Linked DNA regions of Homo sapiens: region 2 is linked to region 1. A link is an interaction called in ENCODE POLR2A ChIA-PET data of the cell type or tissue named here. Cell type or tissue: A673. All regions are shown on one strand. Links, peaks and the distances in the headings refer to the core of each region. The heading gives the core; the rest is flanking DNA. Region 1 holds the start of LOC124907744 (a long non-coding RNA gene). Region 2 overlaps LOC124905979 (a long non-coding RNA gene).

Region 1 (12,312 bases), core at 5,631-8,130:
GCAGCCGAGGTCAGTCCCAGATCTGGCTGCCCAGAGCCTCCCGTCCCTGGCCCCATCAGCCCAGCCCCTCACCCTGCTCCCGGCTCAGATGCTCCAGTTGCACTTCTGTCCTTCCTAGTCCCTTTAGGTAGCTCTGCAGAAGTCTGTCAGAAAAGTGGAGAATCAGCCCGGGAGAGGTGAGTCTGCAGCCCTGGGCCTGGTCTTCTCCCTGAAAGCACCCCCGGCCCACCCTACTCACCCGAGCTGCTCCTGGCCTGGCTGGAAGGGGTTGGGCAGGAGCTGATGCTGCACTTCAGAGTCTGGCCTGGAGGAGGAAGGGGAGGACCAGCCTTGCAGAGAGCCTCCCTCAGGGCCCAGCCTGCCAACCTTCTGCCTCCAATCTCCTGGCAGTTTTCTCCCCAGACCCAAAGGGAGTTGCCCCCAAAATTCCAAAAACCCTGTAGTGGGGAGGCTCTTCTGGTCTCCTTGGAACCAAATCCTTAACTCCCTCAGACTCTGTTTTTGCAGCTGGCTACCTTAGACTTTAAATGAAAACCCAAATAAAACAACTGGTTAGGTAGAGGCCAGATGAGGCCACACCTAGTAGACACAAGTTAGAGATCCAAGAAAACAGCCCAGTGAGTGGCAGGACAACATGGGTCACAGACCCCTCTCCTTCCATGCTGGGAGCCAAGGGACAGGTCTCTGGCTGAGCCTGGTGGCACTGCCCAGTTTTATATAGACCCAGTTTGCTCCATGACATAAAATTGACCTATACTTTTTCCAGGACAGGGTGTATCTGTTGGTTCTGGGGTTTCAAGCTGCTCAGGATCTCGTTGTCAGTCTTTCAAGCTCCAAATGTGCTCCCACTTCTGGACTGGGTTAACTGTTTGCCCAAGTCAATCCAGACCTGTGATGCCAGAGAGCTGGCAGGAGTTGCAGCGACTTTTGTCACAGCTACCAGCCCCTGTGGCTGTTCCTGTGGCTGTTTCCCCTTCTACCCAGCATACCCATTGCACAGTATTTATAAATAAAACCTTCAGAAAGGTATTCAGATAACATAGAAATGACATGCTAATGATCTCTACTTCTTTGGTGTTGCCACCATAAGGTCTTTTTTTTTCTGAGATAGAGTCTCGCTCTGTCACCCAGGCTGAGTGCAGTGGCTTGATCTCGGCTCACTGCAACTTCCACCTCCCGGGTTCAAGCGATTCTCTTGCCTCAGCCTCCTGAGTAGCTGGGATTACAGGCATGCACCACCATGCCCGGCTAATTGTTTTTTATTTCTGTAGAGATGGGGTTTCACCATGTTGGCCAGGCTGGTCTCGAACTCCTGACCTCAGGTGATCTGTCCGCCTCGGCCTCCCAAAGTGCTGGGATTACAGGTGTGAGCCACCACACCCAGCCCACCTCAAGGTCTTGATAACAAAACTGCAGGCCAGGCACGGTGGCTCATGCCTGTAATCCCAGCACTTTGAGAGGCCGATGTGGGCGGATCACAAGGTCAAGAGTTCGAGACCAGCCTGGCCAACATGGTGAAACCCCACCTCTACTAAAAATACAAAAATTAGCCCAGCATGGTGGCGGGCGCCTGTAGTCCCAGCTACTCGGGAGGCTGAGGCAGAAGAATTGCTTGAACCCGGGAGGCGGAGCTCGCAGTGAGCTGAGATCATGCCACTGCACTCCAGCCTGGGCGACAGAGTAAGACTCTGTCTCAAGAACAAACAAACAAACAAACAATTGCAGCCCCCACTTCTCTGGCGCCACAGCTTCTTCCCTGTTCTTCACGATGCACTGGAGCTGAGTTCTCTGATTCCAAATGGGTCCAGCAAGCATGTACTGAATGCCCACTTTGTGGCACTCTGACAGGCACAAGATGGGAGGCTGATGGCAGGGAGATACAGAGATCGGGGAACCTACACCCCAGTCTCCTGCCTCCCAGAGGGCCCACCACACCCTTGGATTCTCTAGAGACTTTCCCTCCTCCCAGCCCTTGGCCCTGCCCTCATAACCCTGTTACCTTGTGACTCCATCCTTTGGGGCAGCCTGACCCGTGGGGAGCAGCAGCAGGATTAACACTGTCATCGTCAAAGGTAACATCCTTCCTGGAACTGGAACAAGGAAGAGAATCAGGGGTCGGGGGAAAGAGGCGTCTGCCACCGTGTCACAGATGGGCTGGGTTAGACACAAGCGCATTTTCTGCCTGCTTCTACCTGCAGCCCCAAAGACAGGACTCCTGCTCAGGGAGGACTCACAGACAGACAGCAGGGATCCCATGGAACTATGCTCAAAATAAATGTCACTCCAGCTCTTGTATATAAAGCACATAAAGGCAGGCCTGCTGTGGCGGAAGCAGAGCTGGGGGCGCATCCCCACCCCACGCCCCATTCCCTTGCTCCCCACTAGGTGCCAAGGTGCCCAGAGAAGTACAGCGCAAGCATATCTGACCTCCTTCAGCCCATTCATCTTACAGATGGAAAGGAGCGCAGAAAGTTTAAGAAAAAGGCCAGGTAAGAAACGCAGGGAGTCACAAAAAGACCAAGACTTAAACACAGGCAAAAAGAGAAATGGACTGTTTGTGTTTATTAAAAACCCACTGAAGAACAAATCAAAAGAGGCGCAGACTTCTTGAAATAGGTCTAAACTCAAGTACAAACTGCAAACACAATAAATCAGGGTCAGACCAACAGTGGCCCCAGGAATTGCTATTTGCTAAATGCAGTTAGGAAAATTAGACCCACTATAAAGGAAAAAACAAAAACTTCCCCTAAGACTGACATGGCTTAGGCCCATTGGCAAAATCAACCACTTGAGTATATGAAAACAGTCAAGGATAGAATGGACCAATCAAACAGAGCCTAAAGCTTTCTGGTGAGTCCCAGGGTATGTACAGGTAGTGTGAGTTCCTGAGGAAGCAGAAGCCCACCAAAGCCAAGGCATGAGACCCCAAGCCCATCTCTAGAAAGAAAAACCGTCAGATGCTTGATGGTCTAGCAGAGATCAGGAACATCCCCATCTGGCTGACACTGGGTTTTCCTAGAGGAAGGTTCATAGCTTTCAGCAGATTCTCCAAGCAACCCATGACCCTAATAAGGTTCAGAACCACTGCCAGGATGGACTTCCATTTCCTAAGAGATGAGGGGTAGAGCAGGTAAGCACCTGGCTAATGGGAAGATAAACAAAATTCTGCCTTTTAAAGCTACCTTAAGGGAAAACTAGCTAAACATGGAAGTCCACAAGAAGATGAAGCTACCTAGAGTCACAGAACCTGTCATTTTTCTTTTTTTTCTTTTTTTTTGAGAAGGAGTCCTGCTCTGTCACCCAAGCTGGAGTGCAGTGGCATGATCTCAGCTCACTGCAACCTCCACCTCCCTGGTTCAAGTGATTCTCCTGCCTCAGCCTCCCGAGTAGCTGGGATTACAGGCAACTGCCGCCACACCTGGCTAATTTTTGTATTTTTAGTAGAGACGGGGTTTCACCATGTTGGTCAGGCTGGTCTTGAACACCTGACCTCAGGTGATCTGCCCGCCTGGGCCTCCCAAAGTGCTGGGATTACAGGCGTGAGGCACTGCACTTGGCCCGTCTTCATTTTTCTATGCATACAACTGGCCCAACAGATAAAGTGAGTATACATAATTTGTTGGTGTCTATAAGCCCCAGTAGCCAAAAATAGATGCTGAAGCCACAGCTGCCCTAAAGGTATTCACCAACATCAGCTGGCAACATAAATCCTAGGGTTTTAGTCGTTGCACCTGGAAGAGAAGACAAGGTCCTGGGCCCGTTCAAGGTAGGCCATTGGAACTGAGATCTCTGTATCAACATGAAACCGTCAAAGGGTCACAGCCCAGAAAAAGGATGGACTAGAAAAACATTCAGACTTCCACTTCTGGGAGTGTAATAGTAAATGTCCCAATGAAAGTAACCACAAAGCTGGATAAAAATAGAAAGTATCTTTTCAAAAGCACTGGGTTGGCAAGAAATCCTCAACAGTACAAATGTGCAGTGAAAACAGTAATCTGGGGGAAAGTGAGCTTGACATTAGCTTTTGCCTTAGGAGTATCTGCCAAACCAAACCCAGGTGAACTTGAGCTGCCTGTCAGTGTGCTTGTGCTGTAAAGGAGACCAGAGATGATACCTGGGCCCACCTGATATGAAGAGACTAACAGGAGATTCCCTACGTAAAGCTGGGATTCCAAACAGCTACACTCTGAACATGAACAAAAAGTAAATTTGTCATGAAGAAGGGCAGCAAAGAATTTTGCCTTTCTTGATTTTGGTGCTGTGTAGAAGGGAGAAAAAAAACTCTCCCTGAGACTCTATAACAAGCCTGATCTAATGTGGATTTTTTGTTTTTGTTTTTTCTGGGATGGAGTCTCTCTCACTCTGTCGCCCAGGCTGGAGTTGCTGTGGCATGATATCAGCTCACTGCAACCTCCACCTCCCGGGCTCAAGCGATTCTCCTGCCTCAGCCTCCTGAGTATCTGGGACTACAGGCATGTGCCACCATGCCCAGCTAATTTTTTGTATTTTTACTAGAGACAGAGTTTCGCTGTGTTGGCCAAGCTGGTCTCGAACTCCTGATCTCAGGTGATCCTCCCGCCTCAGCCTCCCAAACTGCTGGGATTACAGGCATGAACCACTGCGCCTGCCCTCTAATGTGGGTTTGAAGCCTGAATTATTAATGCTACCTGTATGGTCAGAACATCTAAAGTAGGTAATGTATTTTGAAGTGCAACCTGGTTGATGGCACCCCCAGATGACTGGCAGAGGAAAACACACATCTCTGGAGCAACTCTAATCCAGGCCTCAAAGAATTTCCATAGGTAAAGTTTCCAGGAATATGAACTCATAGCCAAAACGTTATAAACATACAAAGAAATAAGACACTGAGTAAGAGCCAGCAAAACAATAGCAGGGAAAAGTAGACTTGGAAAAGCTGTGTTGGAATTGTTACACACAGAATATACAGCAGATACAGTTCACATTTTTTTTGTTTTGTTTTGTTTGAGAGAGGGTCTCGCTCTGTTGCCCAGGCTGGAGTGCCGTGGTGCAATCTCAGCTCACTGCAATCTCTGCCTCCCGAGTTCCAGCAATTCCCCTGCCTCACCCTCCTAAGTAGCTGGGATTACAGGCATGTGCCACCACGCCCTGCTAATTTTTGTATTTTTAGTAGAGATGGGGTTTCACCATGTTGATCAGGCTGGTCTCAAACTCCTGACCTCATGATCTGCCCACCTTGGCCTCCCAAAGTGCTGGGATTACAGGCATGAGTCACCGCACCCGGCCAGTTCACATGTTTTAAGAAATTAAAGGGAAGCTTGAAACTATGAGGAAGAAATAAGAGTTTTCCGGCCAGCAACAGTATGTTTTAAAAAAAAAAAAAAGAGGCCGGGTGTGGTGGCTCATGCCTGTAGTCCCCGCACTTTAGGAGGCTGAGGCTGGTGGATCACGAGGTCAGGTGATTGAGACCATCCTGGCCAACATGGTGAAACCCCGTCTCTACTAAAAATACAAAAAATTAGCCAGGCGTGGTGGTGGGCACCTGTAATCCCAGCTACTCGGGAGGCTGAGGCAGAAGAATCACTTGAACCTGGGAGGCAGAGGTTGCAGTGAGCTGAGATCATGCCACTGCACTCCAGCCTGGGCCACAGAGCGAGACTCTGTCTCAAAAAAAAAAAAAAAAAGAAAGAAAGAAAGAAATAAGAGCATAAAAATGACCAAGTAGATTTGAAGAGGAAACAAACATAACTTTTAGAAATAAAAGATTGATTTTAAAAATGCAATGGGTGACCAGCCTGGCCAACATGGTGAAACCCCGTCTCTACTAAAAATACACAAGTTAGCTGGGCTTGGTGGCACACGCCTGTAATCCCAGCTACTCGGGAGGCTGAGGCAGGAGAATCGCTTGAACCCAGGAGGCGGAGGTTGCAGTGAGCCAAGATCACCCCACTGCGCTCCAGCCTGAGCGACAGAGTGAGACTGTCTTAAAAAAATAAATAAAATAAAAAATAAAAATAAAAATGCAACGGGTGAGTTAAATTGATTAGACACAACTGATATGAGAGTTAATGAACTGGAAAATAGATCTGAATAAATTATCCAGAGTGCAGTTCATTGAGTCAAAGACATAGAAAATATAAAACAGAGGTTAAGTGGCAAGGTGGATGGAGAAGATAAGAGATACAACTGGAAAAAAGCAGTATTTGAAGAAATAATAGCTGACATTTTTCCAGTAGGTTGCAAAACACTGGAATATGCCAATCCAGGAAGCCCAACAATTCAATGCAGATTAAATAAACAGAAATTCTCACCTAGACCTATTTTTCTAAAATAGAACACTCAAGAAAAAAAAAATTGTAAAAGCAGTCAGAAAGAAAAGACAAATCATCTCATAGGAAAAGTAATTAGACTGATAGCTGATTTCTTGACATCAATGATGCCCAAATACAGTAATATAGTATTTTAATGTGTTCAGAGAGGGGAGAAAATTGATATTCTAGAATTCTATTCTCAGCAAAATTATCTTGCAGAATGAGGTGAAGCAAATTTATTTATTTATTTATTTAGAGACAGGGTCTCACTCTGTTGCCCAGGCTGGAACTCCTGGCATGATCATAGCAATTCTCCCACTCCTGCCTCACAAGTAGCTGGGACGACATGAATGTGCCACCATGCCCAGCTTTTTTTTTTTGGTAGAGACAGGGTCTCAACTTTGTTGCCCAGGCTGGTCTTGGGTGCAAGCAATCCTCCTACCTTGTAAAAACAATTTTAGGCAAATAACTTAGAGAATTTGCCACTAACATTCCTTCATTAAAGGAAATTCAGCTGGATATGAGTTCGTGCCTGTAATCCCAGCACTTTGGGAAGCTGAGGTGGAAGGATCTCCTGAGCCCAGGAGTTCAAGACCAGCCTGGGCAATATAGTGAGACTCCATTTCTACAAAAAATAGGAAAAAATTAGCCGGGCATGGTGGGGTGTGCCTGTAGTCCCAGCTACTCAGGAAGCTGAGGTGGTAGGATCGCTTGAGCCCAAGAGGTGAAGGAGGCAGTGAGCTCTGATCACACCACTGTAATCTAGCCTGGGCAACAGAGCAAGACCCTGTCTTAAAAAAAAAAAAAAAGGGTTTGAAATGCAAGAAAACATGTGGAGCAAAGAAATCACAAAGTATGTGGCTAAATCTAAACAGACATAGACTGTTAAACAATGCTAATTATGTTAATATATGAGGCAAAAAAGCTGGTCTGAACTACAATATTGGACAATGACATGTAAAGCAAAGATGGCTGTTTGGGAAGAGAGTGGACATATTGATGAACTTTGTTAAATATGCATGTTAAGGCTGGGCGCGGTGGCTCACGCCTGTAATCCCAGCACTCTGGGAGGCCGAGGTGGGCGGATCACCTGAGGTTGGGAGTTCAAGATCTGCCTGACCAACATGGAGAAACCCTGTCTCTACTAAAAATACAAAATTAGCTGGGCAAGGTGGTGCATGCCTGTAATCCCAGCTACTTGGGTGGCTGAGGCAGGATAATCGCTTGAACCTGGGAGGCGGAGGTTGTGGTGAGCCGAGATCACACCATTGCACTCCAGCCTGGGCAACAAGAGGAAGACTCCGTCTCAAAAAAAAAAAAAAAAAAAAAAAAAAGCATGTTAAAATTTTAAGGATAACCATTAAAAAATTAGAACTGGAATGTATAGCCTCAAACCAGTAGAAAAAAATTAATGGAATTTTAAAAACTGAACTAAAAGAAAGGCAGAAAAAGAAGAAATAAAAGCAGGAAAAGATGAAAAAGAAGAAATAAAAAGTAAAGGCTGGGTGTGTGGCTAATGCCTGTAATTCCAGCACTTTGGGAGGCCGAGGTGGGAGGATCACTTGAGCCCAGGAGTTTGAGACCAGCCTGGGCAACATAGTCTCTGTTTGAGCCCAGGAGTTTGAGACCAGCCTGGGCAACACCCTGTCTCTACAGAAAATAATTTTTAAAAAAATTAGCTGGGTGTGGTGACATACATCTGTAGATCCAGCTACTAGGGAGGCTGAGGTGGGAAGAACATTTGAACGTGGGACATTGAGGCAGTAGTAAGCTGCAATTATACCACTACACTCCAGCCTCGGTGACAGTCAGACTATCTCCAAAAAAATACACACACACACACACACAAACCCAAAAATAACAAAAACAGCACTAATAAAAGAGACTACACTTAAAGAAATTAAAATAAATGAAATAATAGCAGAAATTAAAAACACAATAAAGAGAAGCAACAGAGCCAAACAAGGGTGGTTTCTTTAAAAAGACTAGTAAAATAAAAAATATATATATACAAAGAAACAAAAGCCTAGTAAAACAGACAAACCTTTGGCAATTTCAATTAGGAACAAAGAGAGCCAGGTGTTGTGGTTCACACCTGTAATCCCAGTGTGTCCGGAATTGGTGGGTTCTTGGTCTCACTGACTTCAAGAATGAAGCCGCGGACCCTCGCGGTTGAGTGTTACAGTTCCTAAAGGCGGCGTGTCTGGAGTTTGTTCCTTCTGATGTTCGGATGCGTTCGAAGTTTCTTCCTTCTGGTGGGTTTGTGGTCTCGCTGGCTCAGGAATGCAGCTGCGGACCTTCGCAGTGAGTGTTACAGCTCTTAAGGTAGTGCGTCTGGAGTTGTTCGTTTCTCCCAGTGGGTTCGTGATCTCGCTGGCTTCAGGAGTAAAGCTGTAGACCTTCGTGGTGAGTGTTACAGCTCATAAAGGCAGTGTGAACCCAAAGAGTGAGCAGCAGCAAGATTTATTGCAAAGAGCGAAAGAACAAAGCTTCCACACTATGGAAAACGACCTGAACAGATTGCCACTACTGGCTCTGGCAGCCTGCTTTTATTCTCTTATCCGGCCCCCACCCACATCCTGCTGATTGGTCCATTTTACAGAGAGCGGAGTGGTCTGTTTTGACAGGGTGCTGATTGGTGCGTTTACAATCCCTGAGCTAGACACAAAGGTTCTCCACGTCCCCACTAGGTTAGCTAGATACAGAGTGTCAATTGGTGCATTCCCAAACCCAGAGCTAGACACAGGGTGCTGATTGGTGTGTTTACAAACCTTGAGCTAGATACAGAGTGCCAACTGGCGTATTTACAATCCCTTAGCTAGACATAAAGGTTCTCCAAGTCCCCACCAGACTCAAGAGCTCAGCTGGCTTCACCCAGTGGATCCTGCACCGGGGCCGCAGGTGGAGCTGCCTGTCAGTCCCACACCCTGCGCCCGCACTCCTCAGCCCTTGGGTGGTCGATGGGACAGGGCGCCGTGGAGCAGGGGGTGGCGCTCGTTGGGAGGCTTGGGCCGTGCAGGAGCCCACGGCAGTGGGGAGGCTCAGGCATGGCGGGCTGCAGGTCTCGAGCCCTGCCCCGCGGGGAGGCAGCTGAGGCCCGGCGAGAAGTAGAGCACAGCAGCTGCTGGCCCAGGTGCTAAGCCCCTCACTGCCCGGGGCCGGCGGGGCCGGCCGGCAGCTCCGAGTGCTGGGCCCCCGAGCCCACGCCCACCCGGAACTCGCGCTGGCCGGCAAGCGCCGCGCGCAGCCCCGGTTCGCGCTCGCGCCTCTCCCTACACACCTCCCTGCAAGCTGAAGGAGCCGGCTCCGGCCTTGGCCAGTACAGAAAGGGGCTCCCACAGTGCAACGGTGGGCTGAAGGGCTCCTCAAGCGCGGCCAGAGTGGGCGCCAAGGCCGAGGAGGCGCCGAGAACGAGCGAGGGCACACACTGTCACCTCTCACCAGCACTTTGGGAGGCTGAGGCAGAAGGATTGCTTGAGCCCAGAAGTTGGAGGCCAGCTTGGGCAACATAGTGAGACCCCCATCTCTACAAAAAATTAATTTTAAAAAATTAGCTGGGTGTGGTGGTGCACGCCTGTAGTCCTAGCTACTTGGGAAGCTGAGGTGAAGGATGACTTGAGCCCAGGAGGTTGAGACTGCAGTGAGCTGTGATTGTGCTGCTGTACTCCAGCCTGGGTGACAGAGTGAGACCCCATTTCAGAAAAAAATAAACCAAAGACTAAAAGAACAAATAGAAAAGGCACAAACAATATTAAGAAGGAAAATAGGGACATAACTAAAGAAACAGCAGAGATTTGAAAACTTAGAGGATATGGCCAATTTCCTAGAAAAACTTAATAGCAAAACTGATGCAAAAAGAAATAAGCTTTGATAGTCTTACAATCACTAAGGAAACTGAATCAGTGAGTATTAACCTTTACTGCTTCTGGAACTATAAACCTGAAATGTTTTTAGAGAGCAGTCTGGAAATGTGTATTAATTTCCTAAAACTCTGACCCAACAATATCGTCTTGGGGATTACATAAAAGAATATAAATGGAAAAGAAATTACAAAGATATGTATAGCTGTGCTATTAATATTAGTCAAACAAATGTAAGCAACCTGAATGTCTAACATTTAGGCAATGGCTGAACAAACCATATTATGTGATAGAACCATTAAATATAATACATCAACTCAGAAAGTTTAAAAGGAAAAAATGAGCAGATTTGAGTATATCAAAAGTTTAAACTTCTGTGTCATGAAATATACCACAAATCACGTTCGAGGAGACAAGTGACAGAGAACTGAAGGAATTGCCGCTAGTGTGTGGAGGCTTCCCGGGTCCCCAGAAGGGTGGGGTTCCACCACCTGGGCCTCAGCAGGAAGTAGAAGACAGAAATCTCCCTAGAAACCCTATGGGTACTGAATGGGGTCCAGGAGCCGCAGAGATGAGTGCCTTGTTTCCAGGAAGGTTAGAGAGAAGGCCCTGCCTACAGGGTGCCTGGGAGGTCAGGAAGCAGCAGCTGAAGGAGGGTCTGGGTGAATGGGCAGAGAGAGGGCTGCCTCTCCCAGTTCTTTGTATCTAGAGTGCTGCTGGTTTGAAGAAGGGGGCTGAGGTCAGCTGAGGGTTCCAGTCTCTAAGGTGGAAGGAGGGGTGCCTAATGGCTGAGAGAGCCAGTTGACCAGGAGAATGCCAGAAGTTCTGGCTCCCTGGCCTGGGTGCCACAGAGAATACCATGGAAAGCACCAACAGCTGCCACATGACAAAGACCAGAGGGCAAGCATCCGTAGGGAAGGCAAGTTAGATATAAGTTTGTACAATAAGGATAAATATTCATTTCTTTAATATTTATTGAACACCTGCCATATGTGAGGCACTCTCTTATCACTAAGCTGATCTCTTAAGGTCGAATTACTTTTTCTTTTTCCCCCTAAAGCTTGCAAATATGTAAGTAGGAAAAGATACAAATGTTAACGCAAGAAAAACACAGAATTGCTATGGAATAGGTGGTACGGCCCAAAGTTGGGGGGTATGGGCCCTGACCTCAGGCTGCCTGTGTTCAAATCTGGGCTCCGCAGCCCACTAGCTGTGCGGCTTTTCTGTGCTTCAGGTTCTCCATCTGTAATGCGGGGCTGACGAGAGCACCTCTGGCAGGGCTGTGGTGAGGGTTTAATTAATGAGACAAGATGTGTAAAGTGCAGTGCCTGATCTACAATAAGGCCTTTTTCCTTCCAAGAGTTCATCTGCACGGCCCCACAGTGGCTTCACACACCCCCTTCCCACCTGGCTCCTCTCAAATTGCTTTCTCCACCCTATCTGTTTACTGCTAGGACCCAGGCCGACAGGAGGCACTGGAGTCATTTAAATCCCTCAGAGCTGTCAAAACTCATCATCCAGCCTTCACGTGTTCTTACATACTAGCAGGTGCCTTTTTTTTTTTTTTTTTTTTTTTGAGACAGAGTCTCGCTCTGTCACCAGGCTGGAGTGCAGTGGCGTGATCTCGGCTCACTGCAACCTCCGTCTCCCAGGTTCAACCAATTCTCCTGCCTCAGCCTCCCAAGTAGCTGGGACTACAGGTGCACGCCACCACACCCAGCTAATTTTTGTATTTTTAGTAGAGACGGGGTTTCACCATGTTGGCCAGGATGGTCTCGATCTCTTGACCTCGTGATCCGCCTGCCTCAGCCTCCCAAAGTGCTGGGATTATAGGTGTGAGCCACCACACCCGGCCCTCAGATGCCTTTTAAAGGAGGATGTCTGTGAACTCCAAAGGATGACTCTGGGGGGAGCCGTTCAGGCATAAAGGGGAAGCACCCCTCAGATCCACTCATCCTCTCACTCATTAGGCCACTGTGGTAGCTTTAAAAACCTGTCTACACATTCTTTGACATTCCTTCCCACAAAACTTGGAGTCTAACTCGCCTCCCCTTGTATATGATCTGGACTTAGTGACTGGCTTCTAATGAGTTGCTGAAATGGTGCTTACATGACTTCCAAGTCCAAGTAATAAAAGTGACCTAGCTTATGCCTGGTTCTGG
Region 2 (12,312 bases), core at 4,874-7,373, 150 kb before region 1:
ACCCAGGAAGACATAGGGTGCCTTTTTATGTATGTAGTTGTAGAAAAATCAAAGACCACAGACTCAGACTTTAAAATAAGGCTTGATCATTTATGAGAATCCGGATTTGGAGAAACCACACCAGTCAGCAGCTAGGCAGCCACCAGCCTCTATTTTCTAACTCAGAATTACAGACTGACCTCTGTACACCGGTAGAGACTAACGCTAAGAATTGCATTGTGGTCGGCCAGTCACAGTGGCTCACGCCTGTAATCCTAGCACTTTGGGAGGCCAAGGCGGGAGGATTGCCTGAGCTCAGGAGTTCAAGACCAGCCTGCGCAACACAGTGAAACCCAGTCTCTATTAAAATACAAAAAATTAGCCGAGCGTGGCGGTGGGATCACACCACTGCACTCCAGCCTGGGCGACAAAGCGAGACTGTCTCAAAAAAAAAAAAAAAATTGCTTTTTAGTCAGTGGAAGACACAGGGTCTCATGACACCCAGGTGTGAAGAAGAAACCTCATGATATGTAGGGGCTGGTAGACCTTAGAGTCCTAAGTTAATAACAGGCTATTTGACAGTGTTGTAACAACAGACATTTGAAAGGGCTCTTAGAGCTTTCCCAGTAGAACAGTAAAGGATCTGGCATTTTGCTGACACTGGGTACTGTCTTATGATGGAAAGTGAGTTCTTTACTTTCCCTTCTGGATTTACAACCATACATTTAGAACTAGAGGGACCAGATGTCTTGGTTTGCTCAGGGCAATCCTGGTTTAAGTCTATTGCCCCAGAATAATTATTAACAGTGTCCACTTTCACTGTCAAACATGTCCTGGTTTGTATAATAAATTACATGGTCACTTTCTGTATACCTATACATTCATTGGGCTATTACTGTGCCTGTCCAGGAGTTAAAAATTTTTCCATTGCTGAAAGACAAGACATGGCATTGTAAGAGATGCGGAAGATGGGTCCTTCCACAGTGGGTGGTGACTTAGGGGTTTGCATGACAAGCCCAGCGTCTTCACACAGCTCTTGGAGGCTTGATGAGTCTCAGTAGCCGGGGATGCCACAGGGTGGGGAAGGCCTGCAAATGCTTTTCTAAGCTTTTTCAGTTTGCCTCGTAGACCTCATTGTTCCATTAGAAGCTGTAACCCTACCAAATTCTATCATTTGCTTTTAAGGTGACTTTGATTCCATTTATGAACTTGAACACCTTACAACATTTTCAACTACATTTAAAATTTGATTTCCCTTTTAAATACCTTTCCTAAGTACCAAATAATTATTACCAATCTAATAAATTAAACTTATAAATATACTGAGTTTCACACTTTATTAGTTGTTTTGATGCTAAGAATAAACAATATTTCAACCTAAAATTAGAAGTTTTAAGTTACACTTTTTTTTTTTTTTTTTTTTTTTTTTTTGAGACAGAGTCTTGCTCTGTCTGTCATCCAGGCTGGAGTGCAGTGGAGGATCTCGGCTCACTGCAACCTCCGCCTCCTGGGTTCAAGCAATTCTCCTGCCTCAACCTCCCAAGTAGCTGGGATTACAGGCACCTACCACCACGCCCAGCTAGTTTTTGTATTTTCAGTTGAGATGAGGTTTCACCATGTTGTCCAGGCTGGTCTTGAACTCCTGACCGCGTGATCTGCCCGCCTCAGCCTCCCAAAGTGCTGGGATTACAGGTGTGCACCACTGCGCTTGGCCAAGTTACACATTTTAAGTTAATTATGAGATGCTCACTTTAATAGCCCAAAAAGTTCTCATAGAAATAAATAAAATACCAAATATGCCCAGATTTCCAATTAATACAAAAATTTTGACACTATGGGCTTGGTTCTTTAAAAACTTTTATTTTCTTAATTCTATACCTCCTGCCAGTTATAAGCTCTCACTGGGCTTTAGCTTTGAGTCTTTTCTTTTTTATTTTATTTATTTATTTTTTGAGACAGAGTCTTGCTCTGTCACCCAGACTGGAGTGCAGTGATGCAATTACAGCTCACTGTGGCCTCGACCTCCAGGCTCAGGTAATCCTACCACCTCAGCCTCTAGAGTACCTGGGATCACAGGTGTGCACCACTGCACCTGGCTAATTTTTGTATTTTTTGTAGAGACTGGGTTTCCCTATGTTGCCCAGGCTGGTCTCAAACTCCTGGGCTCAGGCTATCCACCAGTCTCCCAAAGTGCTAGGATTACAGGTGTGACCCACCACGCCTGGCCTCAAGTCTTTTCTTGATGACAAGTCAACTCCTAGAGGGTGCAAGGAAGGTCTGCTTACCAGCTCCACTCCAATCTCAAATTTCCAGTGCACCTAATTTTCACTTTACCACTACCTGGTCATCTACAATAACTGAATGCACAGTTATTAGTGCAATGTGTGTATATATCACTTCTAGCCCAGTGAGTTCTGCCTCCTTTAAAAATGTTTAAATAAATTAGATCCTTTGTATTTTAAGGTTTCCTTACATTTAAAGCAACACATTCTATCCCTGTGTAGCTTTTTTTAAATTGACTATTTTTTAGAAAAGTCTGATTTACAGCTGCACAGATAGTGCGGAGTTTCCATCTACTCCACACCCGGCCTCCCCTATTACTAACATCCTACATTAGCATGTTAAAATCAGTGAGCCAACACTGATACATTATCATTAATTAAAGTCCATGCCTATTCAGATTTCCTAAGTTTTTATCGAATGTCCCTTTTCTGATCCAGGATCTCCTCCAGGACACCACATTACATTTAGTTGTCATGTCTCCTGAGGCTCTGTGGACTGTGACAGTTTCTCAGACTTCCCTTGTTTTTGATGACCTTGACAAGTTTTGAGAAATATTGTTCAGAGATTTTATAGAATACTCTCTACTGGAATTTGTCTGTTGTTTTTCTAAATGGTTAGGCTGGTGTTAAGAGTTTTTAAAAGGAAGACCATAAAAGCAAGGTGCCGTTTTCCTCACGTCGCATCAAGGGTATATACTATGAAAATGACCTATTACTGATGATGTTGACTTTGATCACCTGGCTAAAGTCGGATCTACCTTTTCAAATTTATATGGTTCCCTTTTATGAGCTAAAAGCTTCTCTTTTTACAGTATGTGACTTCTTTAAGCAACTAAATATGGTTTGTATTGCTATACTAAGTTTTTCCGGTGTTTGCTAGATGATTCTCGCAGTTAGGAATTTTTTGAAATTCAGTATCAGTTGTAAGACTTTTGGCCAGACGTGGTGGCTCACACCTGTAATCCCAGCACTTTGGGAGGCCAAGGTGGGCAGATCACTTGAGGTCAGGAGTTGAAGACCAGCCTGGCTAACATGGTGAAACCCTGTCTCCACTAAAAATACAAAAAAATTATCTGGGTATGGTGGTGCAAACCTGTAATCCCAGCTACCTGGGAGGCTGAGGTGGGAGGATCGCTTGAACCCAGGAGGAAGAGGCTGCAATGAGCGGAGATTGCGCCACTGCACTCCAGCCTGGGTAACAGAGTGAGACTCCGCCTAAAAAAAAAGAAAAAAAAAAAGACTATTTGCCTGTGGGGCACAAAGACACAAAGATAGCAGTAACAAGAAATATTCACATAAATACGAGCTCTTGAGGTTTTATCTGAAATCCTCTTGACTCATGGGTCAAAATTTAAGCTTTAATTTAGGGATTTACACACACACACACACACACACACGCATTTACATGCAGACACACAGAGAGGCTCAGTTTAACTACATAACCAACTTTGTGAAGCCTTTGAATAACAAGTGTCCATTACCTTAAAGCTATTTAAGTCCAAACTTCCAAAATCCAATCTGAAATTCTAGGAAAAGAAAAACAGAGACTAACCAGGTAAAATTAATAAGCAACTGTTAAGAAAGTATAATTTATTATTTTAATGCTATCCAGAAAGCTGTTGAAGCTTTCTATTGATTTACATAACTTCAGATTATGTGAGTTTTATTGAACAAATTGATAAAGCACACATTTTTCCAACTGTGATGCATTTCAGTAGCAATATCCTATACTGCTATCAAAATCCCACATTTGACATCACATTTACAAAAAGCTTTAGCTATTAGCTTTAGTGCAGAAACTCAAATTTTTTTTCCTTTTGGAATATTTCTAGCCATGAAACTCAAATTCTCATTGAAATCATTTATGCAATATCCAAAATTCCTGATTTCACATTCTGCATTAATTTATCACCTCGAGGGGGAAAAAAGATCGCTTCACACTGAAAACAGTTGCTTACAATTATGCATATTTAAATTTCATCATCTGCTCAGTGCCTCTTGCTTTATTGGAATTTTTTTTCTTTTGGATACAGGGTCTGCCACTGTTACCCAGGCTGGAGTGCAGTGGTGCAATCACCTCTCACTGCAGCCCCGACCTTCTGGGCTCAGTCGATCCTCCCGCCTCAGCTTCCAGAGTAGCTGGGACCACAGGCATGCACCATCACTCCCAGCTAATTTTTCAATTTTATAGTAGAGACAGGGTCTCCCTATGTTGCCCAAGCTGGTCTAGAACTCCCATGCTCAAGCGATCCTCCCGCCTTGGCCTCCCAAAGTGTTGGGATTACAGGCGTGAGCCACTATGCCTCATTTTACTGGAATTCTTGATTTTAAAATATCCTCTGGGCCGGGCGCAGTGGCTCATGCCTGTAATCTCAGCACTTTGGGAGGCTGAGACGGGCGGATCACGAGGTCAGGAGTTCCAGACCAGCCTGGCCAACATAGTGAAACCCCGTCTCTACTAAAAATACAAAAATTAGCCAGCCGTGGTGGCACACGCCTGTAGTCCCAGCTACTCAGGAGGCTGAGGTGGGAGAATCGATGGAACCCAGGAGGCGGAGGTTGCAGTGAGCTGAGACCATGCCATTGCACTCCAGCCTAGTGACAGAGTGAACACCGTCTCAAAAAAAAAATCCTCTGAAGTTTTACAGTCTAAGTTTACCCTGAAGAGAGTTATTGTCTTTTGATCAGTCCCCAATGATGCCAAGTTTCAAGACACTGCAGGGGTTAATTTCAGTAAAATAGACTGCCCCCGGGGATAGACTTTGATTCCTTTACTGCTGAGGAATCAGAGCTGCTGGAGAACAACTTCTCTTGGGGAGGACGGTGGGCATTTTGAGTCCTAAAGGGAAGGAAACTTCAGTGGCAGTGCTTTGACGGCCCCTTCCCATCTTGCACGCATCTGACAGAAGGGTTCCTGGCGTGCACAGAAGAGGAAAGCTGGAGGCTCCATCACTGGTATTTTAGGACTAGCCACCACATGTGGGAGTTGCTGAGGCTTCTTCAAACTTCAATTTTCCAGCAGCCAGGCTTTCTTTCTTTCTTTCTTTCTTTTTTTTTTTTTTTGACGGAGTCTCTCTCTGTCGCCCAGGCTGGAGTGCAGCGGCATGATCTCCGCTCACCGCAACCTCCGCCTCCTGGGTTCAAGCAATTCTCCTGCCTCAGCCTCCCGAGTAGCTGGGACTACAGGCATGTGCCACCTCGCCCGGCTAATTTTTAGTAGAGACGGGGTTTCCCCATGTTAGCCAGGATGGTCTCAAACTCCTGACCTCAAGCAATCCACCTGTCTCGGCCTCCCAAAGTACTGGGATTACAGGCATGAGCCACCACCCCCAGCCAATACATGTCTTTTACCACAATAAAAGAATTATATTATAAAAATTGACCATTTACTAAACCACAAAGCAGGTTTCAAAAAATTCCAAAGTATTAATATTTCACAGACTTTGTTCTCTGCTCGCATTGCAATGAAATTAGACATAAACCACAACATCAAGAAACCATTAAGGAAAAATACAAGTAAATTGTGACGTGTTTATACAAAATAGAAATATTTTCATACAAAACATAAAATGTGTGGTATCTAGCTAATGTCATTTAGAGTTAAACTTAGAGCTTTATGCACTTTTCAAACAAAACAAATGTAAAATCAATGAGTAGATTAATGGTTATATGTGGCAAATTAACACACCTATTTCTCTATATTCCCTCTCAAATCCTCACCAAAGTGACATTTAAAAAGAAGGGTTAAGCCACATGGGAAAAGATAATGGGAAATGAGATTATGGCTTATGAGGGATATCAACAAAATTTGGAAGGTATAAAATAAATGGATGAGCGGGTGCAGCGTGGAGGAAGCTGAAATGACTGCCTGCCATGAAGGCAACCAATGAGAAGCCATTTAGCTCCCCAGAGCCCAATAAAGAATCCCCAGTAGCAGCTCCTGGGATCTCCAAAGGCCAGAGAGTGAAATCAGGATGACGGGCTAAAATTCTCTGAGAGGAGCAGTTAGACCCATAGATCCTCCAGCTCCTGCAAGCAACTGTCCCACTCTCTTTCAGGCTGCCAAGGGGAGAGGATGAATTTAGGTGGATTTAGAGAAGGACAGAACACTGAACAGTGACATCAGCCTATTCCCAGCCTCCTTCCCATGCCGTCTACCATAACCAATACAGAGAACTGTATTTCCCCAGGCAAGAAATCTGAGGATCCCTCTCTAGGCAAGCTAACTGGCATGAAGAGAAAATACTTACATTCTGATATTTGAGGGATCCGGTAGTAATTTGGCCAGTTCCCATGCAATCCTTCTATGGTGAGACACCTCAACCCACATGCCCCACGCATGAGTTTCAATCTTTCAGTTAGCCGGTTTGCGTCTTACTCTTAAAGATGAAGAAAACCTCCAAAAAGATAGACAGTCCAGCCAGCCAGGCGCAATGACTCAGGCCTGTAATCCCAGCACTTTGGGAGGCTGAGGTGGGTGGATTTTGTGAGTCCAGGAGTTTGAGACCAGCCTGGGCAACATGGAAAAACACTGTCTCCATAAATAAATAAATAAAATATTTAAAATTACCCAAGTGTGGTGGCATGTGCCTATAGTCCAAGCTACTCAGGAGGCTAAGGTGGGAGATCACCTAAGCCTGGGAGACGGAGGTTGCAGTGAGCCAAGATCATATCACTGCACTCTGGGCAACAGAGTGAGACTCTGTCTCAAAAAAAAAAAAAAAAAAAAAAAAAACAACCCAAAACAAACATAAGAACAAAGTATCTCAGAGGAAACACGACTCAAGGAGTAAATGAAAATTCTAAAGATAAAGAGAATAGATTCATTAAAAGACAAAAGGAAAACAGGAAAGACAAGAAAATTAGATGATCAGTCTAACAGGAATTCCAGAAATAAGAGCACAGAAAAAACAAAGCAAGGGAGTTTATCAAAGAAATAATAAAAGAAAATTTCCCAAACTAAAAAATATGCATTTCCAGATTGAAGAGACATCATCATGAAATTTCTGAACAACAGAGATGATGCTTCAAGAGCCAGCAAGAGACAAAAATACTAGCTGCATACAAGAATTGGAAATTGAATGTCACTCAATTTGTCAACAGAAATACTAGAAGATGGAAGATCATGGAGCAGATTTTCTAAATTCTGAGAAAAATAATTTCTAACCTAGGATTCTGTACCCAGCCAAACTTTCAACCAACTGTTAAGGTATTATAGAAGAAAGTCATTTTCAGACATGCAAGATTGAAAAGATTGACCTTCCTTGGAACCTATTAGAGAGTCCATTTGAGAGTGTGCTCCACCAAAATGAATAATAAAAAGACATGGGCCAGGCACGGTGGCTCACGCCTATAATCCCAACACTTTGGGAGGCCGAGGCAGGTGGGTCACTTGAGGTCAGGAGTTCAAGACCAGCCTGGCCAACATGGTAAAACCCCGTCTCTACTAAAAATACAAAACTTAGCTGGAAGTGGTGGCATGTGCCTGTAGTCCCAGCTACTTGGGAGGCTGAGGCACGAGGATCGCTTGAGCCTGGGAGGCAGAGGCTGCAGTGAGCTGAGATCCTGCCACTCACTCCAGCCTGGGTGACACAGAGCGAGACCCTGTCTCAAAAAAAAAAAAAAAACAAGACATGGGATGAAGGAAATAGGACATTCAGCATAAGCAAGAAAATAAGGAAGTTCCAGAATGGTGGTAGAGGAAGTTGTTCTCTAAGCTGCTGCACAGCTGGTCCAGAATGGAACAGTCCTGAGAAAATCCTGCCCAGCAGGCTAGAATAGCCACCTGCCCTCAGTATTTGCCTGTTTGTAACAAAAAGCTATAAATGCTCAGCTGAAAGAGGTTCTTGGGAATGGCAGAACAACCAAAAGTTTGCCCTGGCTCTTGATAAAGAGCTGAAGAAGAAAAGATTTGCAAGAAGAATGAAATCATGGCTTTTCTGAGTTTGCAGATTTCTTGCACACATCTAATTAAACCTCTGCAGAAATTTCTACCACATCCCTAACCAATCATCTAACTCAGGACGCAGGATGTTTAGCCCAGTGACGGCGTGCCTTCAGCAGGCATATATCACACTCCCCGCAAGTTCTATTTATTCAGTATCATTTCCTTAACTGAAACTAAATTATCTATCTTCAGCTTGTGCCCCTTTATCCTAACTCTTCCTATGAAGGCACACAGAACAATCTTATTCATAAACAGCTCTTCCAATTTCACACATTATTGCAGTCTTTACTTCTGCCCACTACATTCATGCTTTCAGGGTTGTTCTCAGAGTTTAGCATGAATCAGAATCACCTGGAGGACTTGTTTAAGCCCAGCTTGCTAAGCGCCACACCAAAGTTTCTGATTCAGTAGTTTTGATGTGGGGCCTAAGAACTTGCTTTTTTTTTTTTTGAGATGGAATCTCATTCTGTCCCCCAGGCTGGAGTGCAGTGGCACAATCTGGGCTCACTGCAACCTTCGACTCCTGGCTTCAAGCGATTCTCCTGCCTCAACCTCCTGAGTAGCTGGGATTACAGGCACCTACCACTGTGCCCAGCTAATTTTTGTGTTTTTAGTAGAGACGAGATTTCACCGTGTTGGCCAGGCTGGTCTCGAACACATGGCTTCAAGTGATCCGCCCACCTCAGCCTCCCAAAGTGCTGGGATTACGGGTGTGAGCCACCGCTCCCGGCCACCATCCTTATCTTAAAATGTGGCACCAACCCTCCAGAATGGAGTTTTCTGACTGAAGGTGCCCAGAGAGAGTGCTCACCCATGCAGAGGAAAGGACCAAAGGGGCTTTGCAGAAGCAAAGACAATGCCCCGCTAGCTCTTGATAACCTGAGCAGCTGATGAACTCAGCATGTGCCCAGGAGTCCCCTCAGGACTTCCGGAGAGCAGCTGGGGCACCTTCCCTCCGTAGCGCGTTACATCCAGGACAGTCAAGAATCCCAGCCAGCCTGTTAGGTGACCGACGCAGGCCCTCGCTGAGCAGCAAGCAGAACTGCTGCCCTTGCCTGGGTTCTCCAAGAGCCTGGGATCCTCCCCGGCCCTCAGACAGCCTCTTCCCCCACAGAGCAAGGCGTTTCGGGGGCTGTGAGGTGAGTTTCCTGAGAGTGAGTGAAAGGAGCGACTTTGGGGATTAACTGTCTTGGACACATCTTCCCTCCAGACGTCTACTTCCCAACCTCTCAATCTTTTTTGCCTCCCTTCCACACTCATTGTTGCGTCCCTTAAATTTATTTCATCGTTTTGTTTTTCTGGATTACCTGCCACAGCCTTTCTGTTCATCTCTCCACAGTCAGACCCGGGATCTGAACCCTGAGCTGACAGAGATGCTGAGAATCTGGCCTTCTGCTGCTCCGAAAGGATTGGGGATGTGGCAGGCCATGCCCGCTTGGGAGGTCAGTTCACCAGGAGCGACTGTCCTCAGTGCCTGTGCCCCCAGACTGAGGAAGAAGGAGATGCTAAGGGTAGCCTTTCATATCACATACAAAGAGCCTGGGAAGATGAGATGGAGGTGAGGAGGAGAGGCATTCAATCCAGAGGGAAAAGGGAAGTAATGCTTATTAAACGCCTACTGTATGCTAAGTACTTTGCTATACACGTATGTGTTACTGATTTAAGGTTGGAGTGGGGCTGAAATTCCCTGTAACTATTGGCCCATGGGATTAAAGACTGTTCTGTCTTGGAAGATAATCATGACTGATGAGCCTCTGAGGACGGAGGGTGAAGATTTTTAAAACTACCCTCAAGCATGAGCCCTAATACCCTCAGCCAACCCAGGTTATGGTGCTTCTCCTAAGGCCATGAATTCCAGCCTGGGGAAGAGCTGGGAACAGCTGGAGAGGCAGAGGATTCCAGGAACGTGAAGCCCTAGCCAGTAACCTCCTGTGGAGAGTGACTTCACCCCCAGGCGGCCAGAGCAGCAGCTGCTGAAAACCGAAAATGCCAGGAAGATCCATCTTCCCCTGCCCCTGGCCACCTCCAGGCTGGCTTCCTCTTCTGCGTGGTCTCTGTCTGGTTTGGCATTTCTCTGCTCCCCAAGTCCTGGATCTTGTGGGATGGCCCGTGGCCACTGTACTACCTGTAAAGGCCTCCAGATGGCGCTTTCAGCTCATCAGTGGTCGCTGCTTTGGCTTACGATGTGAACAGATAAAGCTGAAGGAATGGCAGGTGTGTCCAGGTTACCAGGCCCCAATCCCTGCCCCCAGAGCAGCTCAGGCTCCTCTGCCTCGAGTGCGAGTGAGTGGCCATAGCAGCCTTCTCCCGTCTGGAGCTCCCTGGAGGAAGCTGTCCCTTTCAAGACCAATCTCAGAATTTAGGATAAGGTTGCCAGATACAGCAAATACAAACACAGAATGCCGGGCCAGGCGCGGTGGCTCACGCCTGTAATCCCAGCACTTTGGGAGGCCGAGGCGGGCGGATCACAAGGTCAGGAGATGGAGACCATCCTGGCTAACACGGTGAAACCCCGTCTCTACTAAAAATACAAAAAATTAGCTGGGCGTGGTGGCGGGCGCCTGTAGTCCCAGCTACTCGGGAGACTGAGGCAGGAGAATGGCGTGAACCCGGGAGGCGGAGCTTGCAGTGAGCCGAGATCGTGCCACTGCACTCCAGCCTGGGCGACTGAGCAAGATTCCATCCCATAAAAAAAAAACAAAACAAAACAAAAAAAACAGAATGCCCAGTTAAATGTAAATTTCAGATAAAAAATAATTTTTTAGTTTATGTCCGAATAATGTCTGTGTCATACTTATGCTAAAAATTATTTTTTGTTTTTTTGAAATTCAAATTTAACTAAAGTGTCTTGTCTTTATGTGGCAATTCTAGTTTAGGTTTATTTACAGGAGTTCTCCACCTTCTGTCTAATCCATGCTTATAGAACATCTACCAGGCATGTGTGAGACATGACAACAGGAAGCAAGTGTAGCTCCTGCATTTAGAGGTGAGTTTGAAAAAAGACATGTTGACACACAAGAAAATGTAGGAAGCATGGGATAGTGGAAGAAGTCTGGATTTTGGTGTTGACTTTAAGTTCAAGCTCCACTTCTGATGTTCACTAGCTGTGTTATCTTAGGTAAGTTATTAACCTCTCTGGGCCTCTGTTGTTTATGTGTGGAAATAAGAATAATACCAACCTCTGGCTGGGCGTGGTGGCTCACACCTGTAATCCCAGCACTTTGGGAGGCCGAGGCAGGTGGATCACCTGAGGTCAGGTGTTCAAGACCAGCCTGGCCAATATGGTGAAACCTCTTCTCTACAAAAAAATACAAAAATTAGCCGGGTGTGGTGGTGGGCGCCTGTAATCCCAGCTACTCGGGAGTTTGAGGCAGGAGAATAGCTTGAACCCAGGAGGCAGAGGTTGCAGTGAGCCGAGATCGCACCACTGCACTCTAGCCTGGGCAACAGAGCAAGACTCCATCTCAAAAAATAAAAAAAGGAAGGAATAATACTAACCTCAGAAGGTGACCAAGGAGGTTATAAGAAATTGTATGTATCTCATGCCTGGCTGCCATAGGATCTGAATATATGCTAGTTTTATAAAATAACTACCAGGCCAGGCACGGTGGCTCACGCCTGTAATCCCGCACTTTGAGAGGCCAAGGAGGGCAGATCACCTGAAGCCAGGAGTTCGAGACCAGCCTGACTAACATGGTGAAACCCCGTCTCTACTATTTTTGTAAAAATACAAAAAAGCCGGGCATGGTGGCATGCGCCTGTAATCCCAGCTACTAAGGAGGCTGAGGCAGGAGAATCGCTTGAAGCTAGGAGGCGGAGGTTGCAGTGAGCTGAGATGGTGCCATTGCACTCCATCCTGAGCGACAGAATGAGACTCTGTCTCAAATAATAATAATAATAATAATAATAATAATATATAATTATCATGAGAAAGAGACAACTAAAAGTGTCAGCCATGGTAACAATTAACTTTACCTCCTTTGGGAGACTGTCTACAATGAATGTAACACTTCACTTTTATTTTATTATATTATTATTATTATTATTTGAGATGGGGTCTCACTGTGTTGAACAGGTTGGTCTTAAACTCCTGACCTCAAGCGA

Evidence for each region. ChIA-PET counts read pairs that join two places held together with the same protein. Peaks named below come from ENCODE experiments on the same cell type or tissue, not always from the same donor. Only the 100,000 strongest peaks of a DNase experiment are listed, where the experiment ranks them.
Region 2: POLR2A ChIA-PET joins it to region 1 with 7 read pairs; 2 of 35 experiments call an interaction of 5 or more read pairs at or near these places.

What each region holds. Positions count from the first base shown.
Region 1 is chr2:27,102,288-27,114,599 of GRCh38, forward strand. It overlaps CGREF1 (cell growth regulator with EF-hand domain 1), which reads right to left. Exons shown (of 6, transcript NM_006569.6): 2 at 2,000-2,090; 3 at 239-304; 4 at 73-143. The coding sequence starts at 2,079. LOC124907744 (a long non-coding RNA gene) reads left to right here and starts at 2,090. Exons shown (of 2, transcript XR_007086252.1): 1 at 2,090-2,489. In A673, for the core only: no CTCF peak of the experiment used is centred there; no DNase peak of the experiment used is centred there.
Region 2 is chr2:26,951,548-26,963,859 of GRCh38, forward strand. LOC124905979 (a long non-coding RNA gene) reads right to left here. Exons shown (of 3, transcript XR_007086251.1): 2 at 3,743-3,787. Among named protein-coding and RNA genes, the nearest start is that of MAPRE3, 13 kb to the right of the region's middle. In A673, for the core only: no CTCF peak of the experiment used is centred there; a DNase peak (open chromatin) is centred at 6,174.